Regions from separate parts of the Homo sapiens genome. Here region 1 is linked to region 2. The links are chromatin contacts, found by Hi-C or POLR2A ChIA-PET in ENCODE. All regions are on one chromosome and are shown on one strand. The core of a region is the stretch at or near the end of the contact, and the rest is flanking DNA. Distances in the headings are between cores, read along the strand shown. Region 1 overlaps XYLT1 (xylosyltransferase 1). Region 2 overlaps XYLT1 (xylosyltransferase 1).

Region 1 (4,684 bases), core at 1,548-4,047, 110 kb after region 2:
TTGGATCAGATGCTCCTCATACTAGATGTTCTCATTTCCTTGCTGCGAGTCTTCAGGTCGACTACTTTGCTTTTTCCAGTGGTTAATGGTAATAATCATCACCATGATCCTCTCACACTCATTGTGGAGCACTGACTGAGATGTTCTACCAGAGCCCGGCTCAGTCCTGACAGAGTGGGTGGGCCACCAATGTTAGTTCCTCTTAGAAGACAATTGGCGACACTTTACAGTGTTTTGCTTTTCACAGCTCAGAGGCATCTCAGACCATAAACAAGACCTGCCACGTGCCAAGAAGGCAGCCGTTACCCGACATGGCCCAGACAGGAAGTGCTGGCTAAATCCCACCATGCCGCAAATCTTTCTAAAGGTGGCCACCCAGGCTGTGTTTGAACACACATCCTCCTGGAGCTGGGAACACACGCCACATCTATAATTCATCCCGATAATTAGCTTTTCCCAGGCACAGGCCGCAGCACCTATCAATTTTGCACCCACTTGCTGTGGTCACCAAGATGGCAGGTGGCCCAACTGGAACCAATACTGCCAAGTGTCCCACAGACATTGTCTGGAGTTCCAATGATACTATGTGACTTCTGGGACTGCTGGGTGAGATCTCTGTTCCACAGGAAAATAGTTCATATTTGAGCTCCAGAATCCAAAATCGTGAGTTCAAGAAAAGCACTTAGAGGTGCAGACCAGTTATGCAGCGAATTCACAATAAGTTGCCCGAGGCAGCTGTTACTAAGCAGTCCACCTGGCCTCAAATTCTCAATACGGCCCGAGGAGCAGATATTATTAATAGATTCCAGTTTCCCTAGATGTCCGTCCCTGACCTGAATCAAACCCATCACTGTTTGGTGAGGCATGGGAGATCCAGGAGGAAAGGCCTATTTCCTAAGGGCCACACACAGTTTGGATTAAAATTCAGTGTAGAATGTCAGTTTTTTGATACCAAATCTGGAGTTCATCCCATTTTGCCAAAATAAATTTCTATGCACATCCCTCCCTGCTTTTCTTCACTTCCTCCTCTTTTGCTCCTTCACAAGAGCCTCTGACCAGGACATCTATTGTCGAAGATACAGGAAAACTGTGATTCAGCAGTGCTTCGCGTCTGGAATGACTCCAAGAGGCCACACACAGAACTGCCGACACAAACCACGGGGGGCGGAAAAAACGATCCCAGGAGGTGGGGAGTGGAGAGCTTTGCAGTCCCAGGCTACAGCTCGGGATGTAGAGCTGCCTTCCTAGGACAGAAGAGAGACGATGAGAACACCTGGCTGGAAGGTGGCCCTGCAGGGGACGGATGGGCCTTCTACATTTAGAGTCAGGATGGAGTCAGAAAGCTTCAGCAGGGGAGGGACTCTGCCTGCAGCCTGTCCCCTCAACCTCCTCTAATATTTCTTAATGAAACGATAGTGACAATGAAGATGACAGCCTTGATGACAGCGCCCAGTAGACCGCTATCATTGGTTAAGTCCTTATGAGATACCATAATTCACCATTTATGAGCATTACTTCAATAAACCCACATTCTATCCTCATGAAGTGGCTGTTCCCAGAAGGCCATAAAGACTGGATAGATAGATTTTTTTTTTTTTTTTGGTTTTTACTTTAAAAAAAAAAAACGACAGGGTCTTGCTCTGCTGCCCAGATTGGAGTGCAGTGATGTAATCATGGCTCACCACAGCCTTGAACTTCTGGGCTCAAGCAATCCTTCCACCTCACCCTCCCAAGTAGCTGGGACTACAGGCCTGTGCCACCACGCCTGGCTAATATTTCATTTTTTGTAGAGATGGGGTCTTCCTATGTTGCCCAGGCTGGTCTTGAACTCCTGGTCTCAAGTGATCCTACTGCCTTGGCCTCCCGAATTGCTGGAATTGCAGGCAAGAGTCAGTGTGCCCAGTTTGCTTTTTCTCTTGATGACATTAAGTATTTCCTTGTTCCTGGATTATGAATACCCTGTAGTACTGTTCCTAATTTATATAGGAGGAAACTGAGGCTCAGAGAGTTTCAAAGACTTGGTTGAAAGCCACAGAGCCAGGCCCATTTAACCTTAATATCTTCAGAGAGGTTTAAAAAAAAAAAGAAAAAAAGGTAACCAAAATGCTTGGATGTGGTATGGTGTGATCTGCATGGTGCACAAAAATACTTCTTTTTTTTTTTTTTTTTTTAGATGGAGTTTTGCTTGTCACGCAAGCTAGAGTGCAGTGGCGTGATCTCGGCTCACTGCAACCTCCACCTCCCGGGTTCAAGCGATTCTCCTGCCTCAGACTCCTGAGGAGCTGGGATTACAGGCACATGCTACTAAGCCTGGCTAATTTTTGAACAATACTTTTTTTAAAATTAGGTGCCAGCATTTAAAATTTAGGGTGAAATCATGATATTCTGATTTGTGGCTTTTCGTGAAATGTGGAAAGATCTGACCCACTGGGTAGGCAGGTCCACTTAAGGCAGGCACATCCCCTTCTGTTTGCCACAACCCCACCCTGCCCACCTGGGCTGAGCCCTGAAAGCATCTAAGTTTATGACCTTCCTATCTGTTCACCACCATACCTTACCCCTCCCCCACAAAGGAAGGTACCATGTTACCCCATGAACATGACTCCAACCCTCACCCGCCAACCTCAAGAAGAAAAATTCGGGATCCCGTGACTTCACAGCAGAAACAGAAAAACTCAAATAATCCATCAGGAAGTTGAGCACTGAGGTTAATACACACAGGACCATCTTCCTCTAGCTCAACAGTCTTGACTTTTCAGGGCCGTGACCCAGAAGGGAGGTGCCCGTGCAGAAGGCAGAACAGGAAGAGGTTCTTAGCACCCACTGTTTTCTCTTCCTGCACAGCCGCCTTGGGCAGCTGCCTGTGAACAGCCTGGCTGTTTTTCTCCTAGCTCTCTCGGAAGGAAGTGCTCTCATCACCCACGACAACAGAGTTGGCCCGAGGAGCCAAAAACGTGCAAAGGGGCTCCAAGCCCAGCTCTCCTTCTGTTCGGGGCAGCCTCAGAGACAGGAAGATGGGAAGAAAGTATGGCCTGGGATAGAACATCCTGCGAGACCCTTACAAAGCCCCAGCTGTGGGGGAAGGGAACAACAGGAGGGGGCCAGAGGAAGGGGGTCCAGGTCACACCAATTTTATACAATGAGCTCCTTTCATCCGTGAATAGAGGACTCTCCTTAACTCTGTCTCAATGGCTTTGTTTCTGAAACGATCAATTCTACACCCAGAAAGCCAAATTTGCCAGACCTCATGCCAAGGTCAGGCAAGAGCCTGAGATCCCCCAAGCAAGTTGATAATCAACACGCAGGAGACGACGCTGTGCTAAGTCCCATTTGGCGGATCCAAAGCTTACAACGATCCGCTTTCATTTCTACGCCTTCTGCAGTGGGGCGGGGTTGGGGGACCCTCGCTCACATGCATGCCACGCTTGGTGGAACTGTAGGCTGTATTCAGGAGAGTAAGTGTTACTTTCCCAGGGACTTCATTGAGACATCTGCGGGGAGGGCAGGATGAGAAAGAGCTGGAGAAACAAGATGCAAGGTAAAGTGTGTGGTCTCACACTGAACACGTTCATGAAGTGGTGGGAAGCAACCCTAGTGACTCAGCAGTGGCCTCTGTTTAGCCAGCACTTTGAGAACACGATCTTCATGGGCTGACTGCAGAGGTGGCCAACAGAAACTGGAATCTACAAGCAGTATTCAGCTCAGGCATAGTTTGTTCAGCCTGCACAATGTTTTAAAAAGAACAACAAAAACCTACATAGGATGCCAATACTTCACATTCAGGAGGTTTCCCATAAAACTGCAAAGTTCTGGCATTTTTTGGAAAAATCAGAAGACCTAGCTACACAAATCCAGCATTTTCCTAAGGCACTGCCTTTCTGGCACTGGAAAGCAGCTATCTCCCTTAGAAGGGTCACAGGCCCTCCTGCTTGCCACAGTCCCCGCCCCAGACACATGTCCTTCACTTACGGCTGCCAGTGTGGCTGCTGTGGGCATTGGTGTTTGTAATCTCTGGTTTAGTGGATCCTAAGCTAAGCCCAGCACTTTCAGCTGGAGGACCTGAGGTTAGAGAGAAGGACGGGATATGAACCATAGACAGGTTGTAAAGTAACGTGGCTGCAAAGTCCAAGAATAATTTAACTCAAGAAGCACCTATGAATGCACACCCAGGAATACAAGGCAGAGAGCAAAGTTGACTCCCATGGATAGGGGTGAGAGTCCTGTCTTCTCATCAGCCCCTGCTACATACTTTTGACAACTTGTCCCACTTCCCCAGGACCAGGGACTATCTTCTTTGTTTTTATGCTTAATGAAGTCCTAAGACTGCCACATAGAAAGCACTTGGTAAATTCTTGCTGAACCAAAATCAACGGAAACCCAATTCATGTTATAGGTGGAATCTGAGAGATGTATGCTGAGAACTCAGCCAACTTCTGAGCTGTAGGATGTTTTCCTGACTGTAAGTCAAGGCAAGTCCTCCCTATAAAGAAGAGTTTGGGGTATAAATGACACAGCAGAAGGAGACAAGCTCAACCTACTGATTGGCTAATGTCTGAGATGAGGAAGCAGAAAGGTTAGTCTTTATAGGATATGTAGCATATCTGATGAGCTATGGTCTGTTAGGAAGGTACTATACGTACTAATTTCATAAAATTGAAGTATGTTCCAACTTATCAAAGGATGC
Region 2 (5,190 bases), core at 1,385-3,884:
TTCCTTTCTTCATCAAGAGAGTTGGGTGAATTGACCATTTGCCTTCTCAGGAGGACACCAGGCAAAGCCTTGCATGGCTCCCGGATGCACCGATGCCGGTGGAACGGAAAGCCCTTCCTCCCCAATTCTGCAGCTGGCTTGATTCTCTGACTTTATGCCTTGACATTGAGCAGCACCTCAGTGGATCCCTTCCAGCTGCATCTGTTGACCCTGACACCTCCCCAATCTCCATCTAGCTCGACTCTGACATGCCCCCAACCCCATCGGAGCCCCCAGAGCTCTCTGTTGCCTCCTTGCTGGCCTCCGTGCTCATTTAAGGGTCTTTTCCCTTCGGAGATAACAAAAGCAGGGGTTGGTATTTGGATTTAGAAGCGACAAGGGGGTACTGTGAACCTTTGGCCACTTTGTGAGGGACAGCTGGGCTGGCCTTGCAGTGTGGCCCAATGAGAAGGAGGGATGGCCAGGAGTAAAGAGTGAAGTAGGCTCCCAGGGAAGGTGGAGCAAAAAGACCCCTAGAATGCAAGCTGCTCCCTGGACAGATAAGAAATCTAGGCCCTGAGAGCAGAAAGGACTCTCCCTGTTAGCTGGTAGCTGAGCTTGAATGAAATCCACACCCGTTTATTTCAAATGCATTCCTCTCTGTTTGTTGCTAGTGGCACCAACTCTTCGTGGGAAGGTGCCTTTTGGATGCTATCCGCCCTCTCCACAGAGAAAACCACTGAGCAAACGAATTCACAAACATTTTGAGAATATCTTCTCCAAGGAAAAAAGTAAAATTTAAGAGTGCTCCCAGAGGCTGGATTATCGTAAGCTATGGTGGCAGGGGCTAGCGGGAGGGAAGGGGGCGTGCCCTAAACAACAGTGACCACGAGTCAATAAACAGCGACCACGTGGCTGGGTGATGGTACATTGGGGTTCTCTCTACTCTGAGTGGGTCCGAAATTTCCTGCCATAACAGTAAGCTTGTAAGATCACTTAAAGGCCATGTGACCTTGGGAGAGGGATTTTACATCTCTCATCTGAAAAAAATTGGGCTCATGACATCAGCATCAGCCTCAGAGAGTGTTGGATGTGATAAACAAATTGACTGCACAGAGCCTGGTGCGGTGTCTAGCACACAGCGAAGCCTCAGCAGCCCCCTGTGGCTGCTGTCATTCCCCTTCCAAGGGCACTAGAGAAGGTGAAAATCACTACCAAGAAATACACATCAATGGCACGATTGCACATGCGCTAGTGAAACTGGACTCCCCATCTTCAGATGGCCCCTCCACTCTGCCTGTGAATTTCTGGATCAGAGCTTGGATCCCTCCGTGTCTCAGCAAGAGAGCTGGTTTATCATCAGGTCATCCGCACATAAAAGAGTGCCAGTGAAGGGAAAGAGGGAGGGGAAAAGCAAAGAGCAAGGAAAGGTGGAAAGAAGGAAGGAAGGAAGGAAGTAAAGAATGAAGGAAGGAAAAGAAGAAAGGAGGGAGGGAGGAGAGAAAAATTAGGAAAGAAGAGGACAGAAAGCAGGAAGGAATGTAGAAGGGAAGAAAGAAAATAGGAAGAAAAGAGGAAAGGAGAGAGAAAGAAAATTAAAATAAGGAAGAAAGGAAATAGGAAAGAAGGAAGGGGGAAGAGAGGAAAATAAGGAAGGGAATGAGAAGAGGGAAGAAAAGGAAAGGGAGAAACAAACCAGGAAGAAAATGAGGAAGGAAGGGAGGAAAAAGGGAGAAAGAAAATAAAGGAATGAGAAGGAAAGAAGGAGGGAAACAGGAAACATATGAGGAAGAAAGAGAAGAGAAGAGGGAAAGAAACTTTTGATGAAGGAAAACGGAAAGTTACAGAGCCTCTGAAGTTAATGCAACCAATTAGAAACCTCTCAAATCATAATCAATTACAATAATATTCATATCAATTCTAATCCCAATATTCTACTGAAAGAGAAACGAAACCATATCAATACAGCTCCCTTGGCTCCTGCCAGCATCACATCAGCTCCCGATTTCACTATAATTTCATCCTTTGCCATAAAGGCAATGGGTTAAAGCACCTACAAAAGGTAATCTGATTTTGCAAAATTTTTCTGATACAAGACTTCAACACTCAGGGAGTACTAGAACACATCAGATCTCGTGTGCTCATCTGGGGTTTGGAAAACAGGGTGGCCTTTCTCAGAAGGTCTGAGAAGGTGAGCAGAATGGGGCTGGGCAGGAGGAGGAAGTGGCCAGGAGATCCCTCTCTGAGCCAGCGGGGTTGGAACTTACCCTCGAGGGGGCAGAACCGAGTCACCTTCTCAGGCATCAGCAGCCCTAACTTGTGGCGGCAGTAAGTCTCCCCAATCTCCTGGCGGCAGTGCTTGGACTTAGCACGGGACAGGGCAGAGATGGCCTCCTTGCCTGAGATGTCACACTTAGGGGGCTGGTCATACTTGGTCTCGGGGGAGCTGCCCCCAGTTTTCCTGGCATGAGGCGGTCTGGACACATCCTTCCCGTGGCTGCTGTTGGCTGCGGCTCTGTCCCCGGGAGGCAGCACCTCACCGGGGCCTTTCCCAGGGAATGTATGTCCTTTTCCTTTCTCCTGCTGTTCCAGCTTCCTTTTCAAAAGCTCCTTCTGTCTACTCGGTGGCTTCTTCGCCAACTCAGGCTGGTGCTTCTGCTTTTGAGTCCTGGGTGCGAAGTTGCTGTTGTCGACATTCTCAAAGTCTTTGGGGACAGAGTTCTCGTTGTTGCTGTCTGTTCGCACTTTCTCTTTCGGCCGATGAGAAAAGTAGCCATCCTGGAGAAGAGGGGAGAGAAACAGAAGAGAAACTTGACTGAGAGATCATGCTAAGCAGACTGGCCTTTGAAGAGTGAGTCATACGGACTTGGAAGCCGGGGCCATAGTTTCACATCCTACTTTTGCTACTGGTTTAACCTCTGGTAAGATGGCTCTCTCTGGACCTCAGTTTCCCCATCTGGAAATAGGAGATGTTCCAACCAGAAACCAAGGCTTTTTCAAGCTCTAAAGTGCCATGACTACGATTCTCAATGCTTCTTATTAACCACACCTTTTCAAGTCAGTTTCTTTCCTTGACTGTCTTTGCCACTGGGTAACAAACATTTTGTTCCAGCGTCCCGTTTAAATTCCAGCTGAAAGTGCTGTGATGGTTTACTTAAGGGCTGGAAATGATATAATAAAGTTATAAAGGGAAAAATATTGGTAGGATATTACATACATTCCATTGCCTTTAGGACATGCTCATATATCTATGCCCATAAGAGAAATCAGACTGAGCCGTTGTAAATTCTGTGGGAAAGAAACCAGCCGCAATTTTTTTTTTTTTTTTTTAAGAGGAATGCAGCCCTTGTAGAATAAACTTTACACTAAGTCCTGGAGCAAAGCAAACTTGCGACACTCTTGTGCTTGAGTTTGGCTCTTCATGTGTGTACATGGAACAGAAGTGATGAAGTCATTTGGGGTCAAGACAAAGATCAGGAGTCATTCTGGAGACCACGCATGGCATGGATGTTTCCAGAAGGGCTGGACCCCAAACTCAGCTCCTCCATGGGTAAATGGGTCCTGGTTACTTTGATCAGTCGAATGATCAAATGCATCATTCAACCAATGCCCCAAATTGTTTCTGCAACATGTTGCTTCTGCTTAAAGCTCATTCCCAAGGCCTTAATCTGAAAGCATATCCAATGTCCTACAACACGGCCCCTGACCTCTGAAGCCACAGAGAAGAGTAATGGCTCCATATAGCTGCCCTTGTTGCTATGGAAACACAGGGGCAATGGGCGGCATCCCTGCTAGTCCTCCTTTTAAGGAGGGCTGAAATATGCCTCTTACCAGTTCCCAAGGAAAAAGGTGTCGGGGCCTGAACAGCGGATCTGCAGGGGTACCCAAGAGCAGCTGACCCTCAGCAAGGCTCCCACCCCAGCAGGTCAGCAAACAACTGCCTGTGTTTTTTATAAATAAAGTTTTATTGAAACACAGCCATACCTGTCCATTTGTGTATTGTCCATGGCTGCTTTCCTGATACAATAGCAGAGTGAATAGTTGCAATAGAAACTTTCTGGTCTGAAAAGCTTAAAATATTTCTATCCAGCCCTTTAAGAAAATGTATGCAGACCCCTGCTCTGCTGGAGTGTGAGTTAAAAGGCCTCCTCCTCTGGGACTGGGTTAGTTGCTTCTGTCCTCACCATCCATATACGACTTAGTGATGGCCTGGAGAAGAAGGTGCCCCTAGGACTGGGCGTGGTGGCTCACACCTGTAATCCCAGTACTTTGGGAGGCCGAGGCAGGTGAATCACTTGAGGTGAGGAGTTTGAGACCAGCCTGGTCAACATGGCAAAACCCCATCTCTACCAATAACACACACACACAAAAAATAGCTAGGGGTGGTGGTGCACACCTGTAGTCTCAGCTAACTCAGAAATCTGAGGCAGGAGAATTGCTTGAACCTGGGAGGCGGAGGTTGCAGTGAGCTGAGATTGCACCAATGTATTCCAGCCTGGGGGGAGAGTGAAACTGGCTCTCAAAAAAAAAAAAAAAAAAAAAAGATGCTCCTCTAGCCTCTGCTCCATTGCTCCTAGCAGTAAGCACGAATTTCTCCTATTTGTTGGAGGCTCTGACACTAAGACACCTTGTGGCCATTCTGTAAGCTGAGTACTGCTATGACTTTCATTTTGCAGATGGGAAACTAAGCACCCATGAACAAGTGACTTGCCCAGGGTCACCCAGCTAGTTGGCGGTGAAGCTGGAATTCAAACCAGGCAGATCACAGACCCCACACTCTGGGCTACCAGGGACATGATCCACTTCCAAGAAATTGTATGATCCTTATTACACCCATCACCCAAAACCCTTAAGTACTGCAAGCTGACACTGAACCACAAGATCTGGCCCCTCCCACCCAGCTAAATGAATCTGCTAGAGGTGTGTGACCTCCAAATTGCAATCTTCAGGCTGGCTAGTGGCCTATTGTGTTGCAGGAAGTCATATAGAGACAGTAAGCAGCAGCCACGAAGCACGTGGAGTCTGAGGCTGCAGGAGCTGGGAGGTAACAAGGTAGGAAGAAGGAAAAAGAACCAAGAAAAAAACAGCTGACCAGTCCATATTGGGTCACAGGGCGGCTACTGGTTGTACACAGGAACTGCTTTTATATCCTGACCTATAAATGAGGGCCTTCTGCTTCTGGTCTTTCTTATTCTCCACAGATACCTACAA

The links. Hi-C counts contacts between places; a loop is a spot of excess contacts on that map. ChIA-PET counts read pairs that join two places held with the same protein, here RNA polymerase II (POLR2A). Pooled maps may share reads with other maps.
Region 1: a loop to region 2 is called in a map of B cell, with 3 times the contacts of the local background. The contact joins two enhancer-like sites. A Hi-C loop is called at or near these places in 1 of 168 maps with a recorded cell type or tissue (B cell), 2 of 37 single-sample maps with no recorded cell type and 7 of 50 pooled maps. POLR2A ChIA-PET finds 5 or more read pairs at or near these places in 3 of 52 experiments (BJ, H1 and endothelial cell of umbilical vein).

Annotation. Positions count from the first base shown.
Region 1 is chr16:17,366,979-17,371,662 of GRCh38, forward strand. All of the region lies in intron 1 of XYLT1 (xylosyltransferase 1), which reads right to left. Among named protein-coding and RNA genes, the nearest start is that of XYLT1, 100 kb to the right of the region's middle. RefSeq lists an enhancer at 2,608-2,697. Within about 2 kb of position 2,798, at least 23 of the 41 ENCODE cell types and tissues checked have a DNase peak (open chromatin) inside an H3K27ac peak, as active enhancers do; they include B cell, where a contact is called at or near this core.
Region 2 is chr16:17,256,742-17,261,931 of GRCh38, forward strand. It overlaps XYLT1 (xylosyltransferase 1), which reads right to left. Exons shown (of 12, transcript NM_022166.4): 3 at 2,247-2,757. Among named protein-coding and RNA genes, the nearest start is that of XYLT1, 210 kb to the right of the region's middle. RefSeq lists enhancers at 2,360-2,409, 2,570-2,969. Within about 2 kb of position 2,635, at least 11 of the 41 ENCODE cell types and tissues checked have a DNase peak (open chromatin) inside an H3K27ac peak, as active enhancers do; they include B cell, where a contact is called at or near this core.